Regions from separate parts of the Homo sapiens genome. Here region 2 is linked to region 1. A link is a loop called in an ENCODE intact Hi-C map of the cell type or tissue named here. Cell type or tissue: mammary epithelial cell. All regions are shown on one strand. Each heading gives the region's core, and the rest is flanking DNA. Links, peaks and the distances in the headings are about the cores only.

Region 1 (16,700 bases), core at 4,953-12,952:
CATCACATAAACAGAAGCAGTGACAAAAACCACACGATTATCTCAATAGATGCAAAAAAAAGCCTTCGACAAAATTCAACAGGCCTCCATGCTAAAAACTCTCAATAAGCTAGGTATTGATGGAACATATCTCAAAACAATAGGAGCTATTTATGACAAACCCACAGCCAACGTCATACCAAATGGGCAACAACTGGAAGCATTCCCTTTGAAAACCGACACGTGACAAGGATGCCCTCTCTCACCACTCCTATTCAACATAGTATTGGAAGTTCTGGCCAGGGCAATCAGGCAAGAGAAAGAAAGAAAGGATGTTCAATTAGGAAAAGAGGAAGTCATATTGTCTCTGTTTGGAGATGACATGATTATATATTTAGAAAACCCCATCGTCTCAGCCCAAAATCTCTTTAAGCTGATAAGCAACTTCAGCAAAGTCTCAGGATACAAAATCAATGTGCAAAAATCCAAGCATTCCTCTACACCAATAGCAGACCAATAGAGAGCCAAATCATAAGTGAACTCCCATTCACAATTGTTATAAAGAGAATAAAATACCTAGGAATACAACTTACAAGGGATGTAAAGAACCTCTTCAAGGAGAACTACAAACCACTGCTCAAGGAAATAAGAGAGGACACAAACCAATGGAAAAACATTCCATGCTCATGGATAGGAAGAATCAATATTGTGAAAATGGCCATGCTGTGCAAAGTAATTTATAGATTCAGTGCTATTCCCCTCAAGCTACCATTGACTGTCTAAACAGAACTAGAAAAAAACTACTTTAAATTTCATGTGGAACCAAAAAAGAGCCTGTATAGCCAAGACAATCCTAAGCAAAAAGAACAAAGTTGGAGGCATCATGCTACCTGACTTCAAACTATACTACATTGCTACACTAACCAAAACAGGATGGTACTGGTACCAAAACAGATGTATAGACCAATGGAACAGAACAGAGGCCTCAGAAATAACACCACACATCTACAACCATCTGATCTTCAATAAACCTGACAAAAACAAGTAATGGGGAAAAGATTCCCTATTTAATTAATGGTGCTGGGAATACTGGCTAGCCACAAGCAGAAAACAGAAACTGGACCCCCTCCCTACACCTTATACAAAAATTATCTCATGATGGTTTAAAGATTTAAAAGCCAAAACCATAAAAAGCCCAGTAGAAAACCTAGACAGCACCATTCAGGACATAGGCATGGGCAAAGACTTCATGACTAAAACACCAAAAGCAATTACAACAAAAGCCAAAATTGACAAATGGGATCCAATTAAACTAAAGAGCTTCTGCATAGCAAAAGCAACTATCATCAGAGTGAACAGGCAACCTACAGAATGGGAGAATATTTTTGCAAGCTACCCATCTGACAGAGGTCTAATATCCACAGTCTACAAGGAACTTAAACAAATTTACAAGAAAAAAATGACCCCATCAAAAAATGGGTGAAGGGTAACAACAGACACTTCTCAAAAAAGACATTTATGCTGCCAACAAACATGAAGAAAAAGCTCCTCGTCACTGGTCATTAGAGAAATGCAAATCAGAACCAAATGAGATACCATGTGACACCAGTTAGAATGGCGATCATTAAAAAGTCAAGAAACAATAGATGCTGGCAAGTTTGTGTATAAATAGGAATGCTTTTACACTGCTGGTGGGAGTGTAAATTAGTTCAACCATTGTGGAAGACAGTGTGGCAATTCCTCAAGGATCTAGAACCAGAAATTCCATTTGACCCAGCAATCCAATTACTGTGTATATACCTAAAGTATTATAAATTATTCTATAAAGACACATGCACACGTATGTTTATTGAAGCACTATTTACAATAGCAAAGACTTGGAACCAACCCAAATGCCTATCAATGATAGACTGGATAAAGAAAATGGGGCACATATACACCACGGAATACTATGCAGCCATAAAAAAGAATGAGTTCATGTGCTTTGCAGGGACATGGATGAAGTTGGAAAGCATTCTCCTCAGCAAACTAACACAGGAACAGAAAAGCAAATACTGCATGTTTTCACTCATAAGTGGGAGTTGAACAATGACAACACAGGGACACAAGGAGGGGAACATCACACACCAGGGCCTGTCTGTGGGTGGCATGTAAGGGGAAGGAGAGCATTAGGACAAATACCTAATGCATGCAGGGTTAAAACCTAGATGATGGGTTGATAGGTGCAGCAAACCACCATGGCACATGTATACCTATGTAACAAACCTGAACGTTCTGCACATGTATCCCAGAACTTAAAATAAAAATAAAAATTAAAAAACTGCCAACTGCAAATAAAAAAAAAAGAAATAGTGCTGGAAAAACTGTATATCCATATGCCAAAAATAAATCACCCCGTCTCTTTTTTTTTTTTTTATACTTTAAGTTTTAGGGTACATGTGCACAATGTGCAGGTTAGTTACGTATGTATACATGTGCCATGCTCGTGTGCTGCACACATTAACTCGTCATTTAGCGTTAGGTGTATCTCCTAATGCTATCCCTCCCCCCTCCCCCCACCCCACAACAGTCCCCAGAGTGTGATGTTCCCCTTCCTGTGTCCATGTGTTCTCATTGTTCAATTCCCATCTATGAGTGAGAACATGCGGTGTTTGGTTTTTTGTCCTTGCGATAGTTTGCTGAGAATGATGATTTCCAATTTCATCCATGTCCTACAAAGGACGTGAACTCATCATTTTTTATGGCTGCATAGTATTCCATGGTGTATATGTGCCACATTTTCTTAATCCAGTCTATCATTGTTGGACATTTGGGTTGGTTCCAAGTCTTTGCTATTGTGAATAATGCCGCAGTAAACATACGTGTGCATGTGTCTTTATAGCAGCATGATTTATAGTCCTTTGGGTATATACCCAGTAATGCGATGGCTGGGTCAAATGGTATTTCTAGTTCTAGATCCCTGAGGAATCGCCACACTGACTTCCACAATGGTTGAACTAGTTTACAGTCCCACCAACAGTGTCAAAGTGTTCCTATTTCTCCACATCCTCTCCAGCACCTGTTGTTTCCTGGCTTTTTAATGATTGCCATTCTAACTGGTTTGAGATGGTATCTCATTGTGGTTTTGATTTGCATTTCTCTGATGGCCAGTGATGATGAGCATTTTTTCATGTGTCTTTTGGCTGCATAAATGTCTTCTTTTGAGAAGTGTCTGTTCATATCCTTTGCCCACTTTTTGATGGGGTTATTTGTTTTTTTCTTGTAAATTTGTTTGAGTTCATTGTAGATTCTGGATATTAGGCCTTTGTCAGATGAGTAGGTTGCGAAAATTTTCTCCCATTTTGTAGGTTGCCTGTTCACTGTGAGGGTAGTTTCTTTTGCTATGCAGAAGCTCTTTAGTTTAATTAGATCCCATTTGTCAATTTTGTCTTTTGTTGCCATTGCTTTTGGTGTTTTAGACATGAAGTCCTTGCCCATGCCTATGTCCTGAATGGTAATGCCTAGGTTTTCTTCTAGGGTTTTTATGGTTTTAGGTCTAACATTTAAGTCTTTAATCCATCTTGAGTTAATTTTTGTATAAGGTGTAAGGAAGGGATCCAGTTTCAGCTTTCTACATATGGCTAGCCAGTTTTCCCAGCACCATTTATTAAATAGGGAATCCTTTCCCCATTGCTTGTTTTTCTCAGGTTTGTCAAAGATCAGATAGTTGTAGATATGTGGTGTTATTTCTGAGGGCTCTGTTCTGTTCCATTGATCTATATCTCTGTTTTGGTACCAGTACCATGCTGTTTTGGTTTCTGTAGCCTTGTAGTATAGTTTTAAGTCAGGTAGCGTGATGCCTCCAGCTTTGTTCTTTTGGCTTAGGATTGACTTGGTGATGCGGGCCCTTTTACAAAAATCAACACAAAATGGACTAAAAAATGTAACACCCAACACTATGAAACTGGTGGACAAAAACATAAATGTTTCAGTACATTTTTCTGGGTAAAGGTTTTATGGAGAAGACCTCAAAGGCATAAGCAAGAAAGGCAAATATAGACAAATGGGATTATATCAATCTTAAAAGCTTCTGTATTGTTCAGGAAACAATCAACAGAATGAAGAGGAATCTGGCAAAATGGGAGAGAGTATTTGAAAACTATTTATCTGACAAGAGATGAATGTCCAGAATATATAAGGAACTCAAACAATTCAACAGTTAAAAGAAGAATCTAATTAAAAAAGGAGCAAATGAGCTGAATAGACATCTCTAAAAGAAGACATACAACTGGCCAAGAAGTATATGAAAAAATGCTAAACATAAGTAATCATTAGAGAAATGCAAATCAAAACCATAGTGAGATCCCATATCACCCCTGTTTTAATGACTTTTATCCTAAAGACAGGCAATAATGGATGCTGGTGAGGATGTGGAGAAAGGGGAACCCTCCTACACTGTTGGTAGAAATGTACATTAGTTTAGCCACTGTGGAGAGCAGTATGGAAGTCCTCAAAAAATTAAAACTAGAACTATTTTGTTTTCAAAATTTATATGAAAAGGGACAAGAAGAGCTAAGACAATCTTGCAGAACAACTGCACTTGGAAACAGATACTACCAGGTCTTAATATTTACTGTAAAGCTATAGTAATTTGGTTAGTATGGTATTGGCCAAGGAAGCAAGCCAGTTAAACAGAATAAAGTTTGGAAATAGCTCTACACATACCAGACTTTCATATAGAATAAAGAAAAATAAATTTTGATCTCTACCCAAACTACTCTCATATGTAATTTCTGCATTGATTGCATATCTAAATGTTAAGGTAAAGCTTTTAGAACAAAACTTGAGGGAAGAAGTTATGAGCTTATAATAGGCAGGATGGCTTAAACAGCACATAAGCACTAATCATAAACGAAATAACTGATAAACTGGGCTACTTCAAAGTGAAAGAACTTATGTTTTTAAGACATCATTAAGAAAGTAAAAAGACAAGCTATGGAATGGAGAATATATTTGTAATCTTGCAAAAATCTAGAATATATGAAGAATGTCTTCAAATTAATAACTAAAACAATTACCCATTAGAGAAACAGGTCACTTCACAAAAGAGGGTATTTAAAATGCTTTGTAACTGTAGAAAAGACTGTTCAACTTCATTATTTATCAGGTAAATGGAAATTCAAACCACAATGAAATACTACTATATCCACTGGCTAGAGTGAAAAGCATAGTTCCAAGTGTTGACAAAGATGTGGAATAGCTCTCATATACTGCCTGTGGGAGAGTAAATGGGTAAGATTACTTCAGAAAATTGTTTGACATTTTCTTCTAGATCTGACTGATACAGACCTTATGAGTCATCAACTCTACCTATAGGTATACCCATCAGAAATGCCTATACCAATAAGACTTTTTCAAGAATGTTTGTAGCAGCACTGTTTATAATAGTCAAATAATGAACAACCCAAATACTTCATTTAATAATAGAAAGCATAAATATATTGTGGCATACTTGTAAAGTGAAATAGTATATGTCAGTAAGAATGAACTAACCAAAATTACTCACAGCAGTAAGAATGAATCTCACAAACCCAGTGATAAGCAAAAGAAGCCAGACATAACAGAAAATATACTGTGTGGTTATATTTTTATAATGTTTTTAAAATAGGGAAAATGATTTCCTGCTGTTAGAAGTCAGGATTTGGGTCCCACATGGAGCCTGGGGGTAGTGACTTAGGGGTTTGGGGGTTGTTGGTCATATACATAGTTCTCACTTTTTGCAGTACCATGTTAACTGAAACTTGTGTGTATCAGAACTGTCCTTACTTGGATTTGATGTTTCCACAGAACTGTGCAAAATGAAGACACGTATACCAATATGCAAAGTGAAGAGTACTTGTATTCTGTTGCTTGATTTGAGTTCTGGTTACATGAGTATATTCACCTTGTGAGAATTATTTAGCTGTATACTTATAATTTGTACTGTCTTCTGTATGTGTGTAGTACTTGAATAAAAACAGTATTGATTATCTTCCTTTCATCTACTCATTCTTACCATTCTATGCCTCTTTCATGGTATGTCTTTATTATTATTATTGTTCCTTGCTTATTTGCCTCTCTCTTCCTATAACTCTACAATCCATCCAATGGATAAGGACTATAAATTGTTTGTTCATCTTTGTATTATTTACTGTACCTCCCATGGGCCCTTACACATAGTAGGTAAATAAGTATTTACAGAGTAAGATGTTAAAAATTAATTAAGTGAAAGTTTAGAATTCAGAGGCTTCTTTGAGTTATATTTTTAAATTACTCTTTAATATGTATGTGATCATAAATACTTTCTCCCTTCAAAAAGCCAGAACATTACAGATGCTTTTAGTGATCCCTTTGAGCACCTTTCTTCTCTGTCCTATTTTCTTCTTTCCACCCCTAGAAATAACTTCTTTGTTTTTTATGATATATATATTTTGATACATGTGAATTTAATTAATTTCTTGAACTACTTATGGGATTCTATTGTATCATTTTTTATTTATTCTGTTAAAAGACATTTTGTTAGCTATGTTTTATAGTAAAGGCACCACTGAAAAACCTCTTACATCTTGTGTTTAAATGTTTCTCCATATGCCATAGATACAAAATTTCTGGTCATGTTACGAATGCTGTAGGTCTTTTAACTTTGCTTTTGGTGTCTTTAGCTGTATAGAAGTTTTAAATTTGGATGTTGTAAAATGTGTCAGTCTTTCCATTTATAGGTTTTGCTCCTGGTGTCTTCCAGTTAACAAATGTAATTTGAGCAAAAAAGTATGGCAGGCGCTGCTTGGGATATTTGCAAACAAAACAGACAAAAATTTCTGCATTTGTGACGTTAAGAAAGCATTGTCTAACTCAAGGTCAATAATGCATTTTCTTGCAATAATTGTTAAAATTTTAACAACATTTGGATTTTTATCTGTATTTTTCCATTTAGTATGTGCTAGCAGCTAATTTTGTTTTGCTATCCAGTACTATTTGTTGGATAGCAGTATTGTGTCCATTCAATTATAATTCTTCTTCTTTTATATACCACATACCTATAAATGCTTGAATCTATTTCTGGGTTTGTTATACTGTTGTGTTTGTTACTGTACCTATAGCATACTGTTTAAATTGCTATAGCATTGTGGTGTTTTGCTATGTAGTAACCAAGTTCTTCCCTCTTTCTTTTTTCTTTTCCTTTTTTTTTTTTTTTTGGTGAGATTATCTTGGCTAATTTTTCATACTTATTCATGGAACTTTAGGATTTATTTAAGATCAAGTTTTATAAATAATTCTATTGGAACTTCATTTTTGAGTGCAATGAAGTTGTAGTGAATTTTAGAGAGCTGACATTCTCAAAATATTGACCATTCCACACATACATTAATGTTATAGTACCATGTTTGTTTAGATTTCCTTTTATATCCTTTAGTAAAGCTAATTTTCTCAATAAGCTCCTGTACCATTTTTTGTTTGCTTTATTCCCAGATATTGTTTATCATAGTAGTGAATAGGATTTTTTTTGATTACATTTTCTAATTATTGCTGGTATTTGAAAAAGCTACTGATTTTTTTTTTAAGTGTTCATCTTCTGTCTGGTGACTTTTCGTGTATTATCTTACTAGTTCTAATAATTGGTAGATTATACTGAGTTTTTAGGTAAATGGCCAAATTGTAAATAATAATAGCCTTCCATCTTGCTTTTCAACCTTTAAATTATAATTGATGTAGATTTCTGGCAGATATTTTTATCAAATTAAGAAAAAATCCTCAAATTTCTAATTTGCCAGTGGTTTTTATTGTGCATGGGTATTAAATTTACCAAATGCATTTCAGTATAAATTGAGATTATTATTTTTTTCTCTCATTTTGAATTACATAAATAGAGTTTCTAAGATTATGAAAATTTAATTGCATTTAATATTATATCACTATCAATTTTGGCTAGAATGATGTGAGAACACATTTTAAGATGTACATTCTTTTATAGAAAGCTGTCTGCCAAGGAGAAGGAGACGACACATTTGAAAACCTAGTATTTGACCAAAGGTAAAGTATTACCAGAATAATATCATTTTCTTCGTTATATTTAATTATTATTAGCATAATTCAGTATCAGGAATGTTTGTTTTATGGTCTGCTGTTATTAAACTTAAATGCTTTGTTCTTGAATTGACAAGAAAAAGCAAGTATTACAGAGTCTACAAAATTAGTTCTCAGACAGGAGCAACTTTACCCCTGTTTCCCCAGGAGATATTTGGCAATGTCTAGAAACATTTTTGTTTGTCACTACTATGGAAAGTGAGGCTGCTGCTGCCATCTAATGGGTAGAGGCCAAGTATGCTGTTAAACATCCTTCATTGCACAGTCTAGCCATCCCACAACAAAGAATTTTTCAGTCCAAAATATTAATTGTGCAAATATTTAAAATTCCTGGTTTTGGAAAAAAGGGAAAAGTTTTTATTGCATGAGTAAACTAAACATAAAATTTTTATGTGTAATTTATTTCACTTGTTATATATTTATTAAACTAGATGGAACAGAATATGCTATATTTTTATTGTCTTTTTTTAGCTTTTTAGCTCCTCTTGTTACTGAGTATGATAAACACCTAGGAGAACTAAATGGGCAGCTGAAATATTACCAGGTATGAAATCATAGTTATGAGGCTTTTGTAATATTTTATTATGAAAATAAAAAGTAAAATAGACTCCCTCTTTTTAAAAAGACATTGATGAGAAAGAGAATATTTGCTGTAACTAACCAATTGGTGGCCCTATGTAAATGTGTGTGAATGTATATATGTGCATATGTTTAAAGATTCTCTTCTAGCTGGGTGCGGTGGCTTATGCCTATAATCCCAGCACTTTGGGAGGCTGAGACAGGAAGATCATTTGTGCCTAGAAGCTTGAGACCAGCCTGGGTAACGTAGTGAGACCCCATCTCTTTTTTTTTTCTTTTCTTTTTTTTGAGATGGAATCTCACTCTGTCGCCAGGCTGGAATGCAGTGGCGCGATCTCGGCTCTCTGCAACCTCTGACTCCCTGGTTCAAGTGATTCTCCTGCCTCAGCCTCCCGAGTAGCTGGGATTACAGGCATGTGCCACCATGCCCAGCTGATTTTTGTGTTTTTAGTAGAGATGGAGTTTCACCATGTTGGCCAGGATGGTCTCGATCTCCTGACCTCGTGATCCGCCTGCCTCGGCCTCCCAAAGTGCTGGAATGAAGTTAGCTGGGTGTGGTGGTGTGCACCTGTGGTCCTAGCTACTCAGAAGGCTGAAGTGAGAGAATTGCTTGAGCAGCCTGGGAGGTCGAGGCTTTAGTGAGCTGTGGTCAAGCCACTGCACTCCAGCCTAGGCAACAGAACTGGACCTTGTCTCGAAGAAAAAAAATATTCTCTTCAGTTTTGTCTTTTAATTCAGTGTTTCCTTGCTCTTGCTATCTTGCATGAGATATTGCTTAGGTGCTTAGAAGAATCTCTTAATCTCATTATTGTTTGCTTACATCTCTCTTTTTTTAACCTAAAACTGTCTCGCATCCTTTCAGACCTTCCTCCTTACCTCATTCTATCTGCATCTCCCATTACTTGCAGAATGGATTATCATTTTGGGTCCCAGGGCTTATGGAGAACTAGAATAATAGCACAAAATTGTTTAGGGTACAATTTGAGTTTCAGTGAGCTACGTGTTTAGAGTATGCCTAATATTTATAATGTGTTTCTTTGATCTGAAAATGTCTTTTAACATTTTCCCCTAGAATTTTGACCTAATACTGGGATAACCATATAATAGAAGTATTTCTTAAATAGAACTTATATGACTCAAGCTAAACCTATCAGGAGGCAATGACCTCTCTCTATTAGAGCTTGAATATACTCATGATTGGATTTGGTTTAGATACCAATTCCTGGATAAATGCAGTTGTAGCAAGGGTGGCAGGGTTGGCTTTCATTAATGCAAATGGAACAGAGTATAATGACTTTTTATTAAAGCAGCCTGGCCAGGTGTGGTAGCTCACGTCTGTAATCCCAGCACTTTGGGAGGACAAGGCGTGCAGATCACTTGCGGTCAGGAGTTCAAGACCAGCCTGGCCAACATAATGAAATCCCATCTCTACTAAAAATACAAAAATTAGCCAGGTGTGGTGGCACACACCAGTAATCCCAGCTACTTGGGAGGCTGAGGCAGGAAAAATCACTTGAACTTGGGAGGCAGAGGCTGCAGTGAGCCGAGATCGTGCCACTGCACTCCAGCCTGGGCAACAGAGTGAGACTCTGTCTCAGAAAAATAAATAAATAAAATATATTAAAGCAACCCCTGAGACCGATTTCCTCAGAATCAGCCTGTGTGTGTGGCAGACACTAAGCACTTTCTCCCTTACTTCCTTTTCTTTTTATGCACGGACATGAAGGGATCCTACTGTGTACTTTCAAGTGTAGCACATAGTAGGCCCTTAAATATTTAATGAATGATTAAATGCCAGGGCTTATGGGAATAAGATGATTAGAGCTAGCTTAACAAGCCCTTATTTATCAATTAATGCATTGATATGTAGCTTTACTAAAAGAACACATAATGCTTCCAATTTCTAAAAATAAAATTAGGTTCTTTCACTGCATTTGAAATTATGTAGGCTTTCATTTCCAAGGTTATTTCTCAAATACATAAACAAAGTTGTCCTTTAGACCCAAATGTCAAATAAAAGCATTTCATTAAAATTATAGTGTCTGTTTTATCATAAGGTCTTCCTGGTCTTTATTGTGTATTTTTTAGCCTGTAGTTATTTAAATTTAGGACAAGCACAGTAATGTCTTTTAATCTTCCTAGCTGACAATTAAAGAGCAACAGAAAGCTCTCTTTTGCACAAATGATATTTTGCTTTTGTTTTCAGGACTAGTGAATTTAAAGTTGCTGCTGAATTTACTCTCTCTAAATTCCTGTAATAACATATTATGTACTTTGGTTGTTATAGGATAGCTAATTATCTTGAAATTAAATTCATTTAAATTTTTTACAATCTGATTCATTTATTTCTTTAATCAGCCATTTTACTAAGATGTTTAACTTTGTTTTTCTATTTTGCATTCTTTACCGCCAAAGGTTGATCACTTAATTAATTACAAGAGAAAAATAAACTATGCTAGAAAGCCTGAGTCTTTGATGATAAAAATAATTGCTCCTTCTTTTAGAGAAAAAAAAATGTTGACAGCTAAGAATGGTTGCTCAGATAGATGTGATTGATTAGAAGGATTAGTTCTTATGACTTATTGACCTAGTCAAAAAATACTATATCTCCAAAGCAGGAAAAGTAGCACTGCAATTCTCTATATGGACGATTTTCTGCCAGAAAATATAAATAGTAGGGAAGAATTTGATGATGTGAGAAATACTGTATGGATTTCACTTCCTTCCAAATGTAAATATTTTGAAATATTTTACAGTAAGGAATTTATAGTGAGAGCGTTACAATCCATCTTTAGTCTTAGCTAGTGAATATATCTTACATAATTATTTAAGAGTAATAAATATTCTTTAAGATGCACTGATAGTTTTGCAACTTTTAAAGATCAGTTTATTGGCTGCAGTGGGCTGTGATCGTGCTCTCACACTCCACCTTAGGAGACAGAGTGAGACCCCATCTTAGGGGAAAAAATTATTTAAAAACTATAAAATTAAGATAATGGCTACAATAAATCCAAACCTCTTGCCATGGCATTCTTAAAACCCTGTACCTGTCTTTCCAATTTTATCTCTCACTGTATCAGTCCATATATGGTCAGTGCTCAATTATCTGGTAGTGAATTAATCCATGTTGGTTTAATTGTGTTTCAGGCATAACGAGGACCTTGGAAAAGTTCACCTTTCAAACCAAATTTATAGTTAGAATTTGCTATTCTGATCTCCTAGACCAAGCTTCCTTGATCTTCTCGGTTGAAAGAGAGAGAAAAAGGCTGGCAGAACTGCCTGTTCCACCTGGCCCTTGCGAAAGTGTACTCCAGGATAAGCTTCTCTCCTTTAGCTTAGGAAGCACAATCAAGACTAATACACAATCATGAATTAGTTACCGTTTTAAGTGAGATTTTGCATGCTTTTACATGTAAATTCAGGGTTTTGTGTGTGTGTGTGTGTGTGTGTGTGTGTGTGCGCGCGCGCACACTCTCCATTTGCTCATTCACACTTACTGAGAGTTGACTACTTATTTTTTGCTATTTTGCTTTTACTCATATTTTCGCCAACTTTAAATGCTTTCTTTTCTTTTGAAATCCTAACATCTTTTTACTCCTTCAGAGAACGTTAATCAGACCTTCATTTAATTCCCTTTCTGGTGTGCATTTTATTCTGCCTTGTATTTTAGTTAGGATTTTTTTTAACCATCTTTCCTACTATTTTTCAATGAGCATGTCTGTTTACCTTAGCGCCTTGTATGGTACGGAGAGTTTAGATAGTTAATGAAGGTGGTGAATCAGAAACTGAATGAATGACTGCTAAAAAAGACCTCCATTTTCTTCTTTACTGTTAGCATTTTACCTTTTGAAATACTAGAAAAATATACATACTTATATGGGCTTCACCTAAACTGAGGTGAATTAACTAAGATATACATTCAAGATACAGGAACCATCTGGTATTTGTTATAGTGACATACTCCAGAATATCTTTCATCTGTTTTTCACAACTACAAGTCATAGGAATTACATTTATAAACATTTCTCACCATGTTACATAAAATATTTCTATTTTATTTATATTCTACTTAAAATGAATGTTTTATTGTGTTCTGTTTATTAGTAAATTATCCATATTAATTATCCCTTTGTTATAAATAAAGAATAAGTCTTTCTTATCTGTAAACTAGTGTCAGAATCTGATTGCTTACGTGAGTGGTCTACTTAATGGAGATCTGATTGTCTGCAAAATGTATTGCCACACCATATTTTATTCTTTCAGAAACAGGTGGGTGAGATGAAATTACAACTTGAAAATGTCATCAAGGAAAATGAAAGGTAAATCAATTAACTATTGGTTTTATCTTTTATTATTGTCTTAGGTAACTTTTATTTTTGTTATTTGATATTTGATAGCTATAGTATTAATAGTTAAGAATGTGGACCCCGGGGCTGATTTTCTATTTGACTCCTGGCTCGATTACTTGTTAGCTGTGTGACCCTGGACAGGTTACTTCCCTTTCTGCTTTAGTGTCCTCTTCTATAAATCAGAGATAATAATAGAACCTATTTCATAGGGCTGACTGTAAGGGATAAAGTAAGTACTTGGAGTAGCATACAAAATAATCACCTTACCAATATTAGCAATCAATAATGTAGTATATAATATATATGTATGTTAGAAAACATATTGATAAAATGAAAACTTTTCAGCCTACCACTCAGCTTGAATGTTAAAATGTTGCCAGTGCTGGTGCATCTATCCATGTTTTTCTTCCATTTCCCATCCTTCTCTTTCTCTCTGCCAGAGATAAACACTATCTTGAATTTTGTGTTTATCATTCCCTTGCTTTTACAGTTTTTTTATAGGTATGTGTATCTCCAAGCGATATACTTTTTAGTTTTACATTTTTAAAGACTGTATAAAAACGGTATCATCTAGTGTTCTAGGACTTACTTTTTTATTCAATAACATACACAAGTGCAAGAGTTTCAAGGAAGGAAGTTGCTGGATTATAGGTTATATGAATATCAATTTTGCAATATAATATCAACTTAATTTCCAAAATAGGTGTACCAATTTACATTCTTACCAGTGATATTTATGAGTTTATATTGATCTATATCTTTTAATACCTGTAGCTCTTGTTAAGCTTAATTTTCATCATTTTGACTGTTAAATACTTTTTTATTGTTGTTTTAATTTGCATTTTCCTGAATACTAATATTGTTGACTTTTTTTTTTGAGACAGAGTCTTGCTCTGTCTCCCAGGCTGGAGTGCAGTGGTGCGATCTCGGCTCACTGCAAGCTCCGCCTCCCGGATTCGTGCCATTCTCCTGCCTCAGCCTCCCCAGTAGCTGGGACTACAGGTGCCCGTCACCACGCCCATCTAATTTTTTTTGTATTTTCAGTAGAGACGGGGTTTCACCATATTAGCCAGGATGGTCTCGATTTCTTGACCTCATGATCTGCCCGCCTCAGCCTCCCATTGTTGACCATTTTTATATGTTTATTTACCTATGTGGTTTTCTTTTCTCATAAAATGCTTGTTCATATATTTTCCCCATTTCTACTTATCTTGTTCTTATTAAATTGCCAAAGTGCATATGTGATCTGTATTCTGAAAATTTGTTGATGTGCTGGTCAGTCTCAACACAGTAAACAATAACCATTCTAGAAATTTGAAACAAGAAAGGATTTAATTCACTTACATTTAAGTGCTACTAAATCATTAGTTTTACAGTTACACCTCAGAGACTATAATCCTGGGGTTAGGAATTTATGGTGCTACCACCATCCCTGGTGCTACCACCATCCCTATTACTACCATGGCAGCATTATTTCCATAAAACTGGAGACTTGATATTGGAAAAAGGGTCATAGGATATTGACTACAAGAGACATTTTTGTCTATCCAGTTTTACTTACCAGCCACCATATCAACAGAAAAAATGGTCTCAGCTCACTTCTACCTTTTATATCTCCCTTAAATGCCTCTCACTGGTAAAATTTTAATCTTATCCACAACTTCAGCTGCAAGACATCTGGGCAATGTAGTTTTGGACTTTCCGCCCCTGGGACAGAGGCCAGAATGTGGAAGGGAACAGAAATAAATAATGAGTGCCAGTGGTTCATACAACACATTAGATAATAGGTGTTTCAAATGTATATTCCCAGACTGTGGTGTGTTTGATGAACAGAATTTTTTTTTCTTTTTTTTTTTTAACTTAAAGTAAATCTCTCACTCTTCTCCTGTGGTTATTGTTCTTTGTATCTCCTGTAAGAAGTCCTTTCTCAGCCTAATGTCATAGAGATCTTCTCTTATATTTGCTACTAAAAAATGTTTAAAGCTTTTCCATACCAAGTTTCTTAACTTTAACCCATAAAATTCATATAACTGGACTGAAATCTGATACATCATTTTTTGTTGACTTTTAACTAGACTAAAAATCCAAAATTTTTTGAGTTCTAAATTTATTCAAAACATGGGCTCTTTTAAAGTTTGACATTCTTTTATTTGTATTTTTCTATGTTATGTAGTAATTTTATTTTATTTTGATTATATTTATTTTTATTTTAGTGTAGCTATATTTAAATTAATACATGCTGTTCCTTAAAATTACATAGCACACCCACGGAATTGTCTTGCCTTTGGCTATTTCATGATTTTCTCTCTTCCTTGTATTTTCCATTAGTTTTCTTTCCTTCTAATTTCCAAAAACTTCATATATTTAAGCTGTCAGTGTTTACTGAAGTGCAAAATAAAGTACATCTTTTAATTGGGCTTTTAGTTTTTCTCATTTATTTTTGTTTTTTTCCCATGGGAAATTTTTTTTAATCTTAGTATTTTATGATTTACTATTCTTTTCCAAAATACTTATTAAGCAGGGATGTACTCTTCCTAGTAAAGAATATTATAAATATTTCTGAATCACCAATATACTTAGATAAAGCTTGTATTTTAATGTGCTGAGAATAGACAAGGTATTTTATGGTTGAGATAATCATTTAATTGTTTCCTATATTGGACTTTATATTATTCCTTTCATATGCAGGTCTTTTGAAGCCAGTCTTTAAAATCTGCCTTCACCTATTTAACGGTAATTCAGTCATGTCTCATGAGTATGTTTATTCCTAGTACAATAGGAAAGTGTAAAAAAATGGATTCTAAGTTTATTAAAGACACTTTTGGTAACTTGAAAGTGTTAATCAGGTTTTAAAGTGAACTCTACTAATTATGTCATTAAGAAACATCCTACTTTTAATTATATATTGTGGCTAAGGACTACAAAATCAAAAGAATGTATTATTTTTAAAGAAAATACCTTATATATACATGGACAGGTTTAAATAATGGAAGGTAGCAATGGTGTGGATTATGTAAAAGTATACAATTTCAGATTACTGAATTTTGGAAAAATTTTAATACTTACATTTACATATCAGAGTATACTATCTGAGAATTTACTACAATAGGAAATAATGAAGTCATTTTATAAAACTCAGACTGAGGAAAATGTAAAAAAAAAATACATATTATTATTATTATCATGCTCCCTTCCATTTTTAAATCCTTGAAATGTATTTCATGTTGAGATTATAGAGGTTTTTGTTTTGTTTTGTCTTGTTTCTTTCTCAATACTATTTTTTCCTCCTCTCATAGCTTTCCAGAGGAAGGAAATTGAGTAAGATAATTGAATAAATGAATGAATACATGTACAGCATTTTCTGATACTAAGTAAATACAAAGTAAATTTTATTGTTGTCATTTTTTATTTTACTGTTGAGGGTATGGAAGACATCATCTGTTGCCAGTACAAGAGCTGTTTTTTTTTCCTTCATACATAGTCACATAACCCTAATTTTGTTCCAGTGGCAATGTGCTCAGGGAAGATGAGCTTATTCCATAACCTGAGGTAATAAGTCATTGACCTAAACCAGTTTTTATGTCTTTTTGCCAGGAATTGGTTTGGAAGTGGACATGTGACCTAGTTTTAGCCAGTGAGATGAAAGTCCCTTGTGGAGCTTCTGAAAAAGTTTTTCTCTCTGATAAGAGG
Region 2 (16,700 bases), core at 4,181-12,180, 320 kb before region 1:
TTCGTCTTCCTTATTGATGCAGTGATGGAAACCCTGCATATTAGTTGGTCACACGAAAGCACAAAATAAAGACCATCTTGAAGCTAAGTGTGGCCCTATGACTAAGTCCTGGCCAGTGGAATATAGGTGGAAGCAATTGGTGAAACCACTAGGAAGTCACCTTAAAGAGGGAGCATGGGCCAGATGCGGTGGCTCATGCCTATAATCCCAGCACTTTGAGAGGCCAAAGCAGGAGGATCACCTGAGGTCAGGAGTTCAAGACCAGCTTGACCAACATGGTGAAACCCCATCTCTACTAAAAATACAAAAATTACCTGGGTGTAGTGGCACATGCCTGTAATCCTAGCTACTCGGGAGGCTGAGGCAGGAGAACCACTTGAAACCAGAAGGCAGAGGTTGCAGTGAGCCGAGATCGCGCCACTGCACTCCAGCCTGGGTGGCAGAGTGAAACACTGTCTCAAAAAAATAAAAATAAAAGAAGTGAGGTAGCATGTCTTTTTACTTCTCTTTTCTTCTTCCTGCTGCCTGAAATGAGGATACAAAATCCGGCCCTGCCATCTCTGACAAAGACACAGTCACTGCATGTTGAGGATGGCAGATCAGTCAGGAGAGATGAACCTGGATTCCCAGGGATGCTGGCACTGGGGCACAAGCCAAGGACTGCATTTCCATTTCTTTCTCGTTAAACCCACTAAACTTTAGTGTTTTTGTCACTTTCAGTGGAACCTAATTCTAACTAATATCTTGCCACTTAAATAGAAAGTCAGAAATGGATTAGCAAACTATTACAGAAAATATTTATATATTTAAAAGCAATCGTTTGAAACTGATATTTTGTGATTAAACAATATACTTTCTCATTCTTGTTTGCTCTTTCCTTGAGCTGTAAGATGGAAAGAAAAGGCAAAATATACAGCTCTTGTGGAGGGAAATGTGAGAGTTTGAAATCATTTAATGTATGAAAAAGTAGTTGCTAGGTGACTGTTGTCTGAAAGCTTGCTGAGGTGTGTTGGCACCTAAAGAAAAATGCAAGTAGGAGTAATGTTTTGTACGTTTACCCCTTAATGAAGATGCTGCATGATTTTTAAATGGTGAAAACTAAGTAAACAAGCAAAGGAAAAAAACACATTTTTTCACACAAGCGAAAGGAACTTTTATTTTCAAGCAACCACATCCTCCAGAGGGAGCAGCGGCAATTGGCTCATGTGCACAGGATGCGCAGGCTTCTCATGGTCCCCCTGTTGCGGGCATGCAGCACTGTCTCTGAGGTTCCAGAAGCAGCTGCCACGAAACTCAATTTTAGCTGGTAACACCTGCCAGAGGCTGAGTCTCTTTGGAAGAGGGGCTTAGGTGCTGAGGGTCCTTTTGACAAGGGGAAGCCCAGGCTGATTCTGGTGACAATCTTGTGTCACATATAGTGAATGTGCTGATGGGGAAGCTGAGGGGAAGACAGACACAGAAGTTCTTCATGACAGCAGAGAGAGAGAACGCGGTCAGACCAGAAATAGGTCAAGAGCACACTAAGCACTGCTCTCACTCAGATCAACCACTGCTTCCCTGGCCAAGAGAGCCTGATGACGGCAGGAAAAAAATCACTCCTCCCCACTCATCCCCTTCTACCAGACCTTCCCAGTGGTTCTTACCAGCTCTGACTTTTAAACTTCTCTGTCAAAATGCGGCTAAAATCTCCAACTGAATACAAAGGGAGGTATTTGTTATCATTAATAATTTAGAGAACTGGGAATAAAGTTGGTCCTATTAGATATGAAAAGAAGCGGTGGAGAAGGTCAAAAGCCAAGGCTTAGTGAAGCGAAAAATTCTAGTGGAAATATTAGAACTGGAGAGGCAGATCTGACCTATGAGTACAGCTTCCAACGCATCCTCTCCTTGGCTTTTTTATTAATTTCAATTATTCGATTGCCAGTTTTGACCTGTGGAAGTTCGGATGACACCCACACCCCAACAAAAATATATCTAATGATGAAACCTTGTACTTTGAATCTACCCACATCATTTAACTGCAGCCTCAAACTTTACCCTGACCCCTATAGGTGAAAAGCAATACGTTATCATGCCATCCCTTTATGGTTTGAAACGTACACACAATCAAAGCAAGGAGACATTGCTCATTGGGTGAATGCGGGTCTTTTCCTGGGTTTATAATGTTTCAGGCTGCGATGTGGGAGGAGAACAAAGTGCAGGCGCCAAGCGGCCTCTCCAGCAAAGCTACTGTTGTCTCCCACCAGGCAACAGTATTTGCAGGATTGTAATTATTATTATTTCCTTTTATAAAAGACCAGTTCAAAAATCCCGAATAATAATTTACCTCCCAAGAATTTGCTCATTATTTAGTTATTCCATCCCTTCTGCTCTTTCAAAACCTTATTTTTGCAGCTAGGCATGCAATAATCTCCCAGAGTTTCTGGAGCAGGTCTTTTTCTATTCATGTGATTGCAAACAGAAACTCCTTATTCAAGAAGGAAAAGGTTATTAAACCGAGTGAAGGCCTTTTTATATTAAAATAGATATAAAAAGATAGGAAAGAACTGTGACTGCGATCTCAACGGTGAGGCATGCTGCAAGAGGCGTGAGCCGTGCACAGCCCTGACTCGACCTGTCCAGACGGGCACCCTGCCAGCAGCAGTAAATTTAAAAGTCAGTTTGTTAATAACTTCATTTGCAATGCATTTGGTTACTTTTTAATATCTGCTTATTGTTTCCTGGGTGTCCAGGCATGTTTTCTAAATGAAATTCAAGTGAGTTATTAAAACCTTGAGCTGTTATGTTCTGAGACATTCATCTGGTGAACTATCTAAATTTTCAAAGTGCATCTGAGGTCAAAACATGAAGTAGCTCCAAACTTATGCATCCTTATTTTACTGACCCTGAAGCTTAGGTTCACTTAGCATTGTTTGGAGGTTGGAATGGAGGCTGATTGTTTGTAGAAGAAAGTCTTATCGTTTTTGTCCTTCGGTCTATCACCTTTCTGAGGAAGTTACTCACTCCTCCCTGTCTCATGCCACTCTCTGGACAATTCTCTTTTGTAAAGCGTATTCAACCACAGTGCAGTCCAGAGATCTTAGCCATTCTCTCCATCACCCCTGTCCTGATGCATAAATTGGCCCAAAAGCATCCCAATTGCCCTCATGACTTCAAGACATAAAAATTACCAGCCGGCACTCTGAGCACCCCATGGGCATTACTAGGAAATAAAGCAGAAAAGTCGTATTAAGCCATCTTATTGGGAGTTATCAAGAAACAAATGAACTAATTATTATTTCTTTTCTTTTCCCAGTGATTTGCAATTCCTGGATGACACCTGAATTTTACCAAAAGGTTTCAAGGCAACCCTTTAGAAAGTGACCTTTTGCTTTCCCCATTTCCTTTGCCCTAAGTGTTAATTGACTTTGAAAAAGCAGTATATTATCTTTTCAGAAAAAAGAAAAGGATAGACCTTATTTGTGAACACCAACATCCTACAGCATCAAAGCGTTGTTTAAATCATCGCACAGCAGAGCTGAGAACAACTATCCAGGAGAGTGAGATTTAAAAAAAAAGAAAAGAAAAGAAGTCTTAGAATGAAAGAGTGCTGCTGCCATCTAGTGGCATGGGTGATCGTAGGCAGCTATCAACAACATCAACATACAGGAAAATAATGTTATCATCCAGCTTTGAGGGGAAATTTTCTAATTCATTTTGTGTGCAGAGGTCACCTTTACTCATTCTTTGTCCTAGCAAAGGCATGGACTTTGTAAAGACAGCTATATGTGGGATTTCGTGAAAAAAAGTTCTCTCCTAGTAAAATGCTTCCCTGAGTTACTGACAGGTACATAAGAGTTAGTGTGAGTACCTGCATAATTGTGTAAAGTGGCTTTGCTTTGACACTTACAAGATCACATGCAGACTTTCCTTTAATATGTAGATCCAGAACCACTGTACCTATATTCTTCTATCCCTCTACAGCATTGCTTCCTTACAGCATAATTTGTCTTACGGCATAAAAAACATTTCTTTTTCTTTTAAATTTTCGCCATTCACCTAAATGAAATTGTGAAGATGTGTAACATACATTAAATTAAAAGAGCCTAGCAATTACGGAAAATAAGAATTATAGTTTTTTAAAAAACAAATTAGGAGCCATTATTAGGCGTATAGAGCTTATACAGCATTGGAGGCTAAAAAAAAAACAAGGGTGTTAATGTTCCCATTAATATTCAGGCCAGGTACATCAAGAAGACAGAAGTTATTATGGTATCTGATCAATTGCATGGAACATACAATTTCTTAATTTAGAATATAAATGTAATTTATAAATAAAATGTAGTCCATATGGAACAGAGCTACATCTTCTAAAAGCATTGTCCCTCTTGGAAGAGAGTACTTTCGTTCAGTCTGTTCTCAGTAGTCTTGGGGAAAGGAGTTTCTGTGAATTGTAATAGCAATCCTACATTCAATATTATTATTTAGTGGTTAACTAAAATGCAATTTGTGACTCTGAGCCAAAAAGAGCAACCTTTTTTCCCACTGTGCCCTTGAACTTCTGATTTTTAAAGACTCCAATTTTACTTAAGTTTTACTAACACTATTTCAGCAAAGAACGTTTTGTCTGTCATGCGAGCCTTAACAGTGTTGTAACTTAAACTAGGATATTTCCCTTCATCAACTAAAGAAGAAAAATGGTACCAACCAGGCATTAGTCATCTAGAATGATTGCTTATTTAGAATTCAGGAGCTATTAACTGGCTTTGTAATACCAAAAGCAATATTTCATTTCTATAGTCCTCTATTTTCTCATTTAAAAAAAAGCAAGAAATGACCCTTGTGATAGCTTTTTATTCTAAGAGCCCAGGGTCTTAGTTATATTACCATATAGTCATATAGTTAAAAATTACATACAATGTAAGATAAAATGATACATAAATATTAATAAATAAATAAATGAATGAAGCAGATCAAGAGCTTTACCCAAGATGATCTTATGATTAGAAAATAAATTATAATTAAATTACTTCGGTAATATTATGAAATATCTAAAACTAAAACAGTATGATGTTGATATGGGTAAAACTTCTCATAACAAATTTTTTATACCAAATATAAAATAACCTATTTTTGATTCTTCAGTTTTATGATTAGTCTAGATATATATTTTCTGTTATTCACCCTTCTTGGGTGAGTTCATTAGGCTTTTGCAATTTGAGGACTGGTATCTTTTAACAATTCTGGGAAATGTATAACCATTATTTCTTGAACTATTTTAACTTTCTTATTCTCTGTCCCCTCTCCTTCCAGAACTCTGATTTGAGTTTTCATGCTGTGCTTTCTTACTTTGTATCCTGTGCTCTTAACCTCTCTTTTATATTTTCCATCCCTGTTTCTTGATACTTTATTCTGGACAATTTCTTCAGCTGTCTTTCAATTCACTAATTTTCTCTTATACTGTTTCCAATCTTCTATTAAACCCATTTATTGAGCTTTTAATTTTTAAAACAATGTATTTCCCATTTCTAAAAATTCTATTTTTTCATGTCTGCTTGTTTCTTACTTTCTTCTTATTCAGTTTTAGATAATATATTTTATTTTCATAAACATACAAAGTATACTTTTTTCTGTTCTTTGTCTAATACTATCAATATCTAAATATGTCAATACTACTATCTGTTTCTGAATACTCTCGCTTTCTTATTCTGTTTCTTTTTGTGTTTTGGGATTTGGGCTGTTCACTCATATTTCTTCAGAGAGTCATAGGAATGACTTGGAAACTGGGTTGAAGATGTATTCCTCCATTTGTTTCTTCCACTTTCCTAAACACACCAATCTCACAGCACCTCAAACCTACCTGAGGACTGTCCTGTGGTTACACATTCTACAGAGATATCCTTTTTCCTTCAACTGATATCAGACTTTGACATAAGTGATTTTCCTTGCTGTGATGGGGCAGCAAGGCAGGGAGCATTCTTTCCAGTTTTTATTTATTCTTTATCCTGAAGGGACAGGGCTTTGGAGTTCCAATTTTGCATGAAGCCTCCTGTTATAATTCTCATATTTAATAGGCCCTAAGCTTTTTCTCACACCTCCTATGCTCTGTGGGACACAAAAAAGCAAAAAAATCAAGCCACCCGGATTTGGCAAACATTCTAACAGCTGGCCTCATCGCTCCACTTTTCTGACTGGGTGCTCACTTTCACATAGCTTCTGGCCTCTGAGAAGTTCTTAACTCCTTGCCAGAACACCCGTGATCTAATGATGAGGGAGACTTTCAGTTTTATCCAGAGGTCTGTCAAATAATCTAGATTTCCTTCCTGTTAAAAACAGAAGTCCATTTCTATTGAATCTGAATCTAAATCTAAACATGTGTTGTGTGTTCCCTAAGACTTGAGGTACTGAACACTCGGCTTGTCATCTGTTGCTTAATGATTTGACTGATCTTCCTAAAGTAAATTTAGTAATTCCATTCTCACCCTTTCAATACCAGCTTCTGGCATCAGGTTAAAATCCAGTCACCCTAACCCATCTTACAATATGCTTAGGCATGCAGATCTCTCTACACGCGTCTCTACCATCAGAACCATCGCTTTCACCACCATCATTCAGTCCTACTGTGTTGCATTCAGTATCTTTGCTCCCTGTGCTCTCTTGAATCTTCTTACATGTTCTTTGCTAGAGCACACTTCTAGCCATTGGTCAAATTTCAGCTAATCTGTCACCTCCTGCAGAAAGCCTTCTGTGAGCTCCAGATCCAGGTTCAGTGGTGCTGAGTGGTGCCCTTCCTTAGTATCCCATGGAGCCTTACATCTATTTCCTCTATCACAGCTTTTATCACTCTGTTTTATCACTGCCTATTAAGATTTCAGTATCCCCATTACAATAAATATAGACTTTATAAAAGCAGGCATATTTGTTCTGTTCAATTATATACTTGGCACTGACCACAATCCCTCACACATAATAAACACTCAATAAATATTTTCATACCAAAAATGAAGTATCTTTCATCCTTTTCTTAATTGTAAACAAAAGTTTCATTGTGCCTGTATATTTCTATAGAATTGTGTCTTAAATTATTGAGTAATACAGAGATATGGGTATTTGTATTCATTTGAAAGATATTGTTATTTCAGAGCCTTATTTTTATCCTCAAAAAGCAATCTCTCAAAATGTTAACTCAAATCTGAAACTCAGTTAATGCTGTTGCCAAGAGGACAGCAAGTCATAAAAGCTTTGGGGACCCTATTCCTATTGTCTATGAAGAATGATTTAATTTCTTCATTACAATTCCTGCTGTGTTGAAAGAAAACAAGGTAAAAGACTCATCAGAAGGTCTTCCTGACTGAAATCTGGGGAGATTGTGGCAATTTGACATTCATTAAAGCAACAGCTAAAATGATTAGAGACAGCTAGACCCTAACCTGGCGCATGTCTGCCTAAAGAGAGGAAAGGCAGTGTGATATGTCTATGAGGTGCATAAATATTACCTTGCTTCCTTCTTTGCTCTCCTCTGATTCTGCAGTTACTTCTTTCACTTTTGTGTTTCTAATTCATCACCTTCAGGATTCATGTGAGGCCCTTTTTTCCATCAAAATTAACCTTAGAATTTGACTTAGCCAATAGTGTACCCATACTACAAGTTAAATTATTTCAGGCTGAAATTGCCACTGTGGTTTTTCTAAATACCAAAGTAATTAGTCATCCAACCATTTGCCTTGATGAAAATAGAGCAAAGTGGCAGGTTATAAACATGATGTAACTCAGCACAGTGGACATAGCTTTTTGTGGCTAATCAACTATGCCAGATTGTGTATATTATAAACCACACTCAAAAACTTCACAACAAACTTGACTGAATTTAAAAATAGTGAAATCTAGAGCACAAGAGTATATGTCTGATGTTGAAAAGCTCCAATATTATCAGTGATGTGTGGAGTCCCTGCAAACTCTTGAATCTTTTACTCTTTAACTCTTTAGAAACATTTACAGAGGTAGAAAAAGTAACATAAGTAACTTCTTTGAAGTTTCTGTTCATTAATTAATTATGACCTACAAGAGAATTGATTGAGCACTTGATTCAGCTTCAGAATTGTTCTTAGAATATGTCTGTGTCTAAAGTAGAGGGCCAGACTTTTTCCAGGATATTAGATCTGGTAGTATTTTATGATAAATGTCTATAAAATCTCTTTTCTAAGGGAGAAATGCAGCTCTTCTTTCTCAGTCTGATGGTAAGCATTAAATCTCTTTCTTCATGGATGATGTTCTCAACACATTATTATGGCATTGATATCGTACAGCAACCTAACGCATTCACTAGTAGTAATGAGGATTTTCGTGTAAAGAGAAAATCAAACAAATAAACATGTAAGTGTCTTCCCTAGGATCACACAGTGGCAAAGACAAATCAGGGAGCTGTCTAGTATCTAAGTAATCTGTGTCCCATTCCTGATTTTGTCCAATAGTAATACATCCTCCCATTAAAGCACAATTTAGGTTTATTTTTTCCCTGGAAGTAATGTGCTATTCTACAACCACAGCTTCCTCAAAGTTCCTTATATCTGCTTTAAAAAGGATCTGATTCTAGACACGAGCCTCTTTAATAGGAAGCCTGCTCTCCTTTGAGAGAAGTACACTGTGAGAAGACACACTGTGAACCATAAGAAACAAGTTGCTGAAGTGGATAATAACCTGGATAGGATATTGAAGCCAAAGATATCTATTTGTTGAGTGGCAGCATCACCAAATTGAGGGAAGTGACTTGTGGCATGTCATATGGATCAGCATTAGTATTGATTTTGGTTACTTTGCTGACCTAAAAGAAAGAAAATACAGTAAGGTGATGAAATGTGCTGGTGACACAAAGTGGAAAAATTCAGTCGATACAAGGCAGGAAAATGATAAAACTAACAATGACTTGGACAGGTTTGAATTATGGACTAATAAGTGCCTTATGCCATTCAGTTTTGGGAAAGTGTAAATAAATTAAAGTTAAATACATGAGAAAAATAAATCGAACTTTCTGTGGGACATAGTTACCAAATCGCTTCCCCCAGAAGTTCAACATGGAGACAACTTTTACTTTTCCAAATATTTAAGAATAAAACACTTGTAATATAATTTCATGCAAAAGGCCAATGAAAGAAGATATTGTGGTATTGGGGGGTACTATGCACTCATCCTTGAGAGGAATAAAATAAACTCTAAAGAAGTTTGGGTATTGAGTCAGGCAAGCAAGATTAACTCCTCAGAATGACAAAATGGCTCCCCTGGACCCAGTTAATATGCAGTGCCTTGGAAAGTATTCCCAGGGTTGGAAAGTATAACAGACAAGATGATTCAACCTTTATCACATTTATATTTATAAACAAAAACTAAAAGGTACAAGAGATCTCAAATGAGAAGTAAATGGAAACCTCAAATGTTATTATATTCACAGAGTGGGATTCAGATAGTTAAGGAATAAAGATGATGAAAGAAATACAAAATTAACAGGAGCAGGTGGGAAAAAAAAAAAAAGGATGACTTTATGCCACACGGCCTCTGGTATTGATGTCTAGTGACTTTATGCCACACGGCCTCTGGTATTGATGTCTAGTGACTTTATGCCACACGGCCTCTGGTATTGATGTCTAGAAATGGATCGATAGGCAGATCAGCCCCGAACATGCCTCTTGAAGTCACCCCTGTGTTTGAAGAGCTGTTTCTTTAGAACTGCCCCATCGTTGTCTTTCAGTAATTCCTCAGGTACTCGGGTATCTAAATCCACACATATTCTTTAGCTATAATAAGAAAGTAAAAGTCTCCATTCAAAAATTGTTATTTACATTTTTGTTCAAAATATTTTGTTCTGTTTAATAGATAATGGCCCTTTAAGAGACATATGATTGAAGCAATTTCAATAGAAGCTATCTTCTAGCGCTTCTTTTAAAGTGTGTGTCAGGGTCTGGCTAAGGGGAACCAAGTGTGAAGTGTCTAATGAGTGAACAATCTACTGCATAAAAAATAATCCACATCAGAAGGAGAAAGAGGAGGGGCAGTTTCACTCCTCCTTTCCAGTGTCAGGAGAAACATTTTATTTTAATTAGAGAAAAAACAGACATAGGGTCTTCACCCCTTCAAGAGTCCTGTATCATTACTTAGACATCTCTTATCTTCCTGTTTTTGCAAGAAGGAAAAAAGGAAAGAGGGAAGGGAGGGAGGGAAGGAGACAAATTCCAGAGAAGTACAGAAGTTTGACCTTGGTTGGATAACAGAAACTTTTAAAATTTCATGACTGCTACTCTGAAAATGCATGTAAATACAAAAAATTTGCAAACAATTTCAAGATTGACAGACCTCACTCCGAATCTCATTCATAGATCGAACTCTTGCATTGGAATTTATTGTAAAACCATGTCTCTGAATGGAAAATGTAACCAAAAGATGACTTTCAAACATGTTTTGACTATAGCCTTTGGCATATAGCAGCTTGATACACAGAGATCGGGATATACAATACACAGGGGAAAAAATATAGACAGAAAGCACAAAAAGGGCAGATTATACAATAGGCCACCAAAAATGCCTTAAGGACACTCTAGGAGTCTGACCCTGAATGGCACCACGTTGGTATATATCGGTTTCTCATGATACCATTGAGCTCTTCCTTAAAGAGCTGGCCCCAGTCTATTTTCCCTCCACTGCGGGTGACTTGAGTCATCACTTTGCTGTAAAGAATGTAATCTGCTCTCCAACTGAGAGCAAAGGTGAATTTAGTTGTGCTCTTTCTTCTTTCGTGAATAACATCTCCCTGACTGCTTGCTGTAATGCCAACACTTCTAGCCTCTACCTCTTCATCCTGTCAGCATCCTGTCAATTTGATGGGGGTTGGTTCAGCCAGATGGATTTCATCCAAAGCACTACATTCATCTAGCAATGTGATGTCTGGGACAATGCCACTTCTCAAGGAATCAATTGAGAATTGGCACATCTGAAATGTTTCATGCAAAGCTATGTCCAAGTACCTTTTCCTGATGTAATAGTGCATCAGGTTAATGCTAGACCTAATCTGGAAAGGAGCAAGTGTGGATAATGATCACTGAATATAAACTACTCAGTCCACTGAGTCTAGTAACATAAGCAGAAAAGCAGAGAACTACATCAGCCCACCGAAAGGCTTTCTCCATCCTACGGATGAGCAGTTCTCTCTTGGGAAACACCATCAATCGTTCTCATTATGTACTAAATGAAGGGCAGACTCCTCTGCTGAGCCTTCCAGACCTTGCAGAGTCTGTTTCCATTTCTGGTCTCATGACTTGCTGTGGGTCCACACTCAGCCTGGACTTCAACCAGCTGGCTCATAAGCAAACCCTGCATTTTTCCCTTCTGCTTTCTTTTACTTTGGGTGTTTTATTCCCATTCTTTGTCTCAGGATCCCACATCAAAATTCCCCCCATCCTTTGAAACTCAATTCCACCCTGCCTCTATCAAGAAATCTTCCTCTAAGTGTCCCACCTTTGTCTCTGGGGAAAATGACTCTCACAGTCCTTTGAGTGGGTAGAGCACAGGCTATGGATTCAGACAAATTTGAGTTTGAATTCAGTCTGTGTGCCATTAGAAAAGTTACTTACCCTTTCTGGGTCTCAGTTTTTTCATCTAGGACAGATGGCACCTTTCAGGAATATTGTAAGTGTTGTCCAGCGTGTGAGCAGTAGTCAATAAATGGCCACTTCTTTCTTTAAATGTTTTTCCCCCAGGATTCATCACATACTATCTCATTCTGTGACTGCTTAGATACATGTCTGAGCTCCTCTATTAGATAATACTGCTCAAATATTAACATATTGTAGAGGCCACCCATGACTTCAAATGTCAGCCACACCATTGTTCTTTTCCTCTTACTTTGCTTTTCTGCTTCATAGTGATGGTCACTGTCTGGCACTGCTCATTTTTTTGTTTGGCATCTAATTTCTCACTATATGAGCGCTCCATATGAGCAGGGGCTTTTACTATGTTGCTTACTAATGTATCACCAGTACCTAGGATAGTGCCCAGCAAATAGTAGGTGTCAATAATATTTGGCAGATTAATGAAGAATAAGCCCCTTGAGATCAGTGATAATTTCTTAATGATTATAAAACTTCAAGGCTGGAAGGGACATTTAAATCCCCTTATTAACTACAGTGCTTCTAGGACAACAATACACACAGTAGCGATCCTACCTTCTAATAGAAGGAGTAGCTCATAATTCCCTTGATGTTCCATCTCTTGAGCATCTCCCTCACATTGAGTCATCATTCCCAATGCCTAGACTTTCCCCTTCCTGCTGCTTATCTGCCTGATGAATTCCTATTCTCTCCTGGAGACCCTGTGTGACATAATGGCAGGAGCAGGAGCTGTGCAGGCATACAGAACTGGGTTTGATGGGCACATTCGCTGGGTAAACTTGCACACTTCATTTGGCTTCTGGGGGCCTCAATTGTCTTATTTATGAAGTAGGGATAGCAGAGGTGTGAGGGTAAAAGACGTCATCCATGGATTGCCCATTAGGCATCCTCATGGCAGGTTTTGTTTCATTTGAAAATGAAACAAAAACAAAACAAAAAGCTTTGCTGTTCCTTTCTCTGTGAATCTTTCTCTAACTCTGACAAGAAAAATTGATCACACCCTTTCTACATATTTTGATGAATCTTAGAAATTTCTACTCTATCAATAACCATATTACATTGGTACCACTTGGTTTCAAGTCTGTTTTTCCCACATGAATTGAGCTTAAGGACAGAAGTTACTACTTGACTGACCTTGGTAGCCCCAATCTCTAGCGCCACACCTGGCACAGAATAGACAGTCAATACATACTTGTTTATTAAATAAGTGAATCTATGAGAGTTGTACCTGGACTGTGAGGCTCAATGCCTTTGCTATTTCCCTAAATTATATTTCCTCATTGAAAAATTACTCTTACACATCACCTCTAAATTTGTGGCCTTTCCCACCTACCTTTCTTTCCTTAGGTCAATTAATATAGTCTTGGTGGCTCTCCCTATTGAGCTACAAAGTATTGCATGAATTGCCCTCTAATGTCCAGTTTCTTTCTATTAGCTTTCTTTGTCTAATTCAGTTTATGTACTCGTTCACTCATTCATTTATTCATTCATTTATCCACTCAGCATGCATGTATTGAACAAGGTGCAAAACAAGGTCCAAAACTCTTTGCTAGCTGGGTCAACAAGCACATCACATAGCTCTGGCTAAGCTGTGATTATCTTTTGTTTTTAAAAAATCAACATAGACAAAAATTCCATAGCACAACGTCCAGCAAGAATGAGTCTGTAATGCCAATTACCTGTACCTTTGCACATGCAGAATGAAGTCATTCTTAGTTTCCCTGGACATAGTTTAAAAAAAAAAAACGTAGTCAATATGTTTTCTGATTTCCAATTAATTTTCTAAGATTGGTAAATCTATATTTATATATTGATGAGCAGCACTAGGAAATAAAAGTCAGTTGCATATGGTATTATACTTTTAAATGGCACTATCATAGGTATTATAGCCAGTCCTTTTAAATCTAAATCTAAGCTTTTAGCGTATGATAAACTAAGCAGAGTTAAAGCAAAGAAAATGATTCATTTTCGTGCAGATCTTCCTATCTATTAGATTATCATTCCCTCCCAAAAAAAAGAGACAGATGTCACCCTGACCAGGCTTTCTAAAGAACAAAAGAATTTACAGGTTTGATGGTGCAAATGAAACTCGAAACTATCATAAAAGATGAAAATGCCCTCTCCACATAAGAAAGCAAATTGAAAATAACATCGAGCAAAAGGGCACAAGAGGAACAAGCTCTCATTATTAGATACTGCAAGTCAGAAAGCCTAAGAGCTTCCCTAGGCACAGCCCGTCACTCAGTCTGTACATCTGTAGAATGGAGATAAACAACAGCTCCTTTTCTTGTCACAGAGGTGGTAGGATTAATAAAACCAAGCTAGGAATGCATTTCAAAATGCACAGATGAAGTATAATAGAAATCAAGGGTAAAGACTGCTATTCAGAAATGCTCTTTCAAATATTCCTCATACTTGGGCAGATTTCTCTAGATGCTCAAGGCTTTGTCCACACGTGTAAGATTTTCAAAGGCCTCTGTGGCAAAAAAAAAAAAAAAAAAAAAAAAAAAAAAAAAAAAATTCATTGTTTGAATTGTAGAACAGAATAAGACCTCAAACCTTTGCTGACTGTCCAGAGTGTTGTTTCAGATGCCATATAATAAACAAAACAAAAAGGTAAGAGTCTCTTCAGACTAACATCACAGAAGCTAGAGGAAGGAACAAGAGTGCTGGATTAAAATATAGCAATCATAAATTCTATTTTGATTTCCTATTTCTTATTGCTGTCCTTGGAAAATCATTTACCTCTCCTCTCCCTCTGCAGTGGGTAGAGAACTGGGCTAGGTTTAGGATGCCTGGGTTAACACCTAGATTCAGCCATGCAAAGGCTCTGCACCCTCATTTTTAAAATATACACTGTGATTCCTATACTACAGACTGTTAAAGAGATGACAAAAATTATCATAAAAATACTGTCAACGGCAAGCATTCAATGTAAGAGGCTATTAGCAGAAAGTTGCTCTATCTACTGACTTCTAACTTCATAAAAACTACACAGAAATCATTCTGTTACCATTTAAAGACAAAAGCCCTGGTCTCACAAAATAAATAAGGTAGTCAACATCCCCACAGAAATCCACAGTATGAATTCTTGAGAAATGGCATTACAGGCACAGTTTGTTAGGCAGATGCAATACATGATCCTGGAAATCTGTAGTTAGAAGAAAGGGATGAAATGGTCATCTTGTCCACTCCATTATGTGGCAAAAGAAAGATATGCAAACAGATGCCGGCCCCATAAATGGGCAGACAAATGACATAGTTAAGGAGTGTAGCAAGGACAGTAGGTCACACAGTCACACATTCACACAGATGGAAACACTGGCGGCGGCGGCAGCAGCAGTAGCAGCAGCAGCAGCCACCTCAGATCTAAAGAACAATGATAAATATAACTAAAGGAATAAATGAAGTTGGAATACTGAAGTGCCGCTGGATGATCCTGATATTGTCTGTGAGTACATAACACACTAATCAAATCATCGAGAACGACTGCTGTCTAAACCATAAATATTTTTCTGAAGCTTCAGAAACATAATGCAGCTGTGTGCTTCTGTGATAAGCCCTCTGTATAGAAAGCAGGCCAATAAGCTCACAGAGATAGGATGAAGGGGCTGATGGTGGAGAAGGGAAGAAAGTGGTTCTGCCTTCACTCCACTATTGGCTCAGCAACAGCCCAATATGATATAATAATCTTTACATGCATAGCACCTTTCTTACAGGGAAGAAAAAGCAATTTCCAGGCATTACCTCATTGCTCTTCATCACACCCCTGGGGAATAGGTAGCAAGTATTATCCAATTTTGCAGGCAGTGAAAGTGAGGTCGTGATTGGCTGAGTGTCTTAGTAAAGGTTAGAGAGCAAGTCTGTGCTGTTGCCAAGATTAAAACCAGTTCTTCTGCTTCCCTTTGCAATACTTATTACTTAAACACACTTTAAAACTCATTAAAATGGCAAGGAAATGTGCTCATAGAATAATGTCAGTAACAAAAAATTAAAAAGGAAGGAAAATTTCACATTCAATACTATTTTTACTTGTGTAAAATACATATGTTTATAAAATTGAACTTACAGGCAGCCAATATTAGCAGCAGTAACATCTGGATTGTGGGATAAATGGTGACTGGGGTTTTTTTCTTCATGACATTCTGTATTTTCCAAATTCTATGTTATAAGCAATCACATTTTTGATGAGAAAAACAATTCAACGTGTAAAATTCATTAACAGTGCTTTATAGATCACAAAAGTGTGAAAGTATCTGTAGGTCAGAAATAAATTTAAGTGTTTCTGGACTAGATACGATAGTTGTTAATAAAATAAAAGAAAACATCTCTACTGTATTCTCTTTTGCTTGCAAACTTGCTCACACTATATACACCCTCCCTACTAATCAATAATACCATGGTCTCTACTAAATTAAGACCAAACTTCTGAGCCCAACATGTAGCCTAGGATATGACCACAATGAACTTGTCAGCTTGCTCTTTGACTAGATTCTTAACTACTCTATGCATGTTCTTTTCTTCAAAAATTATCTCATTTGTTGGGGAAAAGACAATCTTTTACACAAATGGTGCTGGGAAACCTGGATATACACATGCAAAAAAAAAAAATCAAGTTGTACCCTTACCTTACACGCTGTATAAAAGTTAACTCAAAATGGATCAAAGATCTAAATGTAAGAGCGAAAACTATAAGACTCTTAGAAGAAAACATAGAAGAAAAGCATAATGACATTGGACTTTGGCAATGATTTTTAAAATATGACACCCAAAACACAGGGAACAAAAGAAAAAATAAGTCAGATTACAGAAAATTAATTTTTTTTTGCACAAAGGACACTATTAACAAAGTAAAAAGGCATCCCACAGAGTGGGAGAAAATATTTGCAAATCATATGTCCAATAAAGGTTTAATGCCAGAAATATATAAAGAACTCTTATAACTTGACAACAGCAACAAAAAAAATTATTTTAATGGGCAAAATACTTGAATAGATGTTTTTCCAAATAAGATATATAATGCCCAATAGGCACATGAAAAGATGCTCAGGAATTTCATTAGGGAAT

What was found. A loop is a pair of places that touch in the nucleus more often than their neighbours do. Peaks named below come from ENCODE experiments on the same cell type or tissue, not always from the same donor. Only the 100,000 strongest peaks of a DNase experiment are listed, where the experiment ranks them.
Region 2: it touches region 1 in a loop (8-fold over the local background); 2 of 110 quality-filtered maps call a loop at or near these places.

Annotation. Positions count from the first base shown.
Region 1 is chr4:129,035,321-129,052,020 of GRCh38, reverse strand. SCLT1 (sodium channel and clathrin linker 1) reads left to right here. Exons shown (of 21, transcript NM_144643.4): 3 at 7,970-8,028; 4 at 8,554-8,626; 5 at 12,925-12,980. Among named protein-coding and RNA genes, the nearest start is that of SCLT1, 50 kb to the left of the region's middle. In mammary epithelial cell, for the core only: a CTCF peak has its summit at 8,296 (motif pointing left); no DNase peak of the experiment used is centred there.
Region 2 is chr4:129,349,781-129,366,480 of GRCh38, reverse strand. LOC105377417 (a long non-coding RNA gene) reads left to right here. Exons shown (of 3, transcript XR_939191.3): 3 at 3,296-3,590. Among named protein-coding and RNA genes, the nearest start is that of C4orf33, 260 kb to the right of the region's middle. In mammary epithelial cell, for the core only: no CTCF peak of the experiment used is centred there; a DNase peak (open chromatin) is centred at 7,710.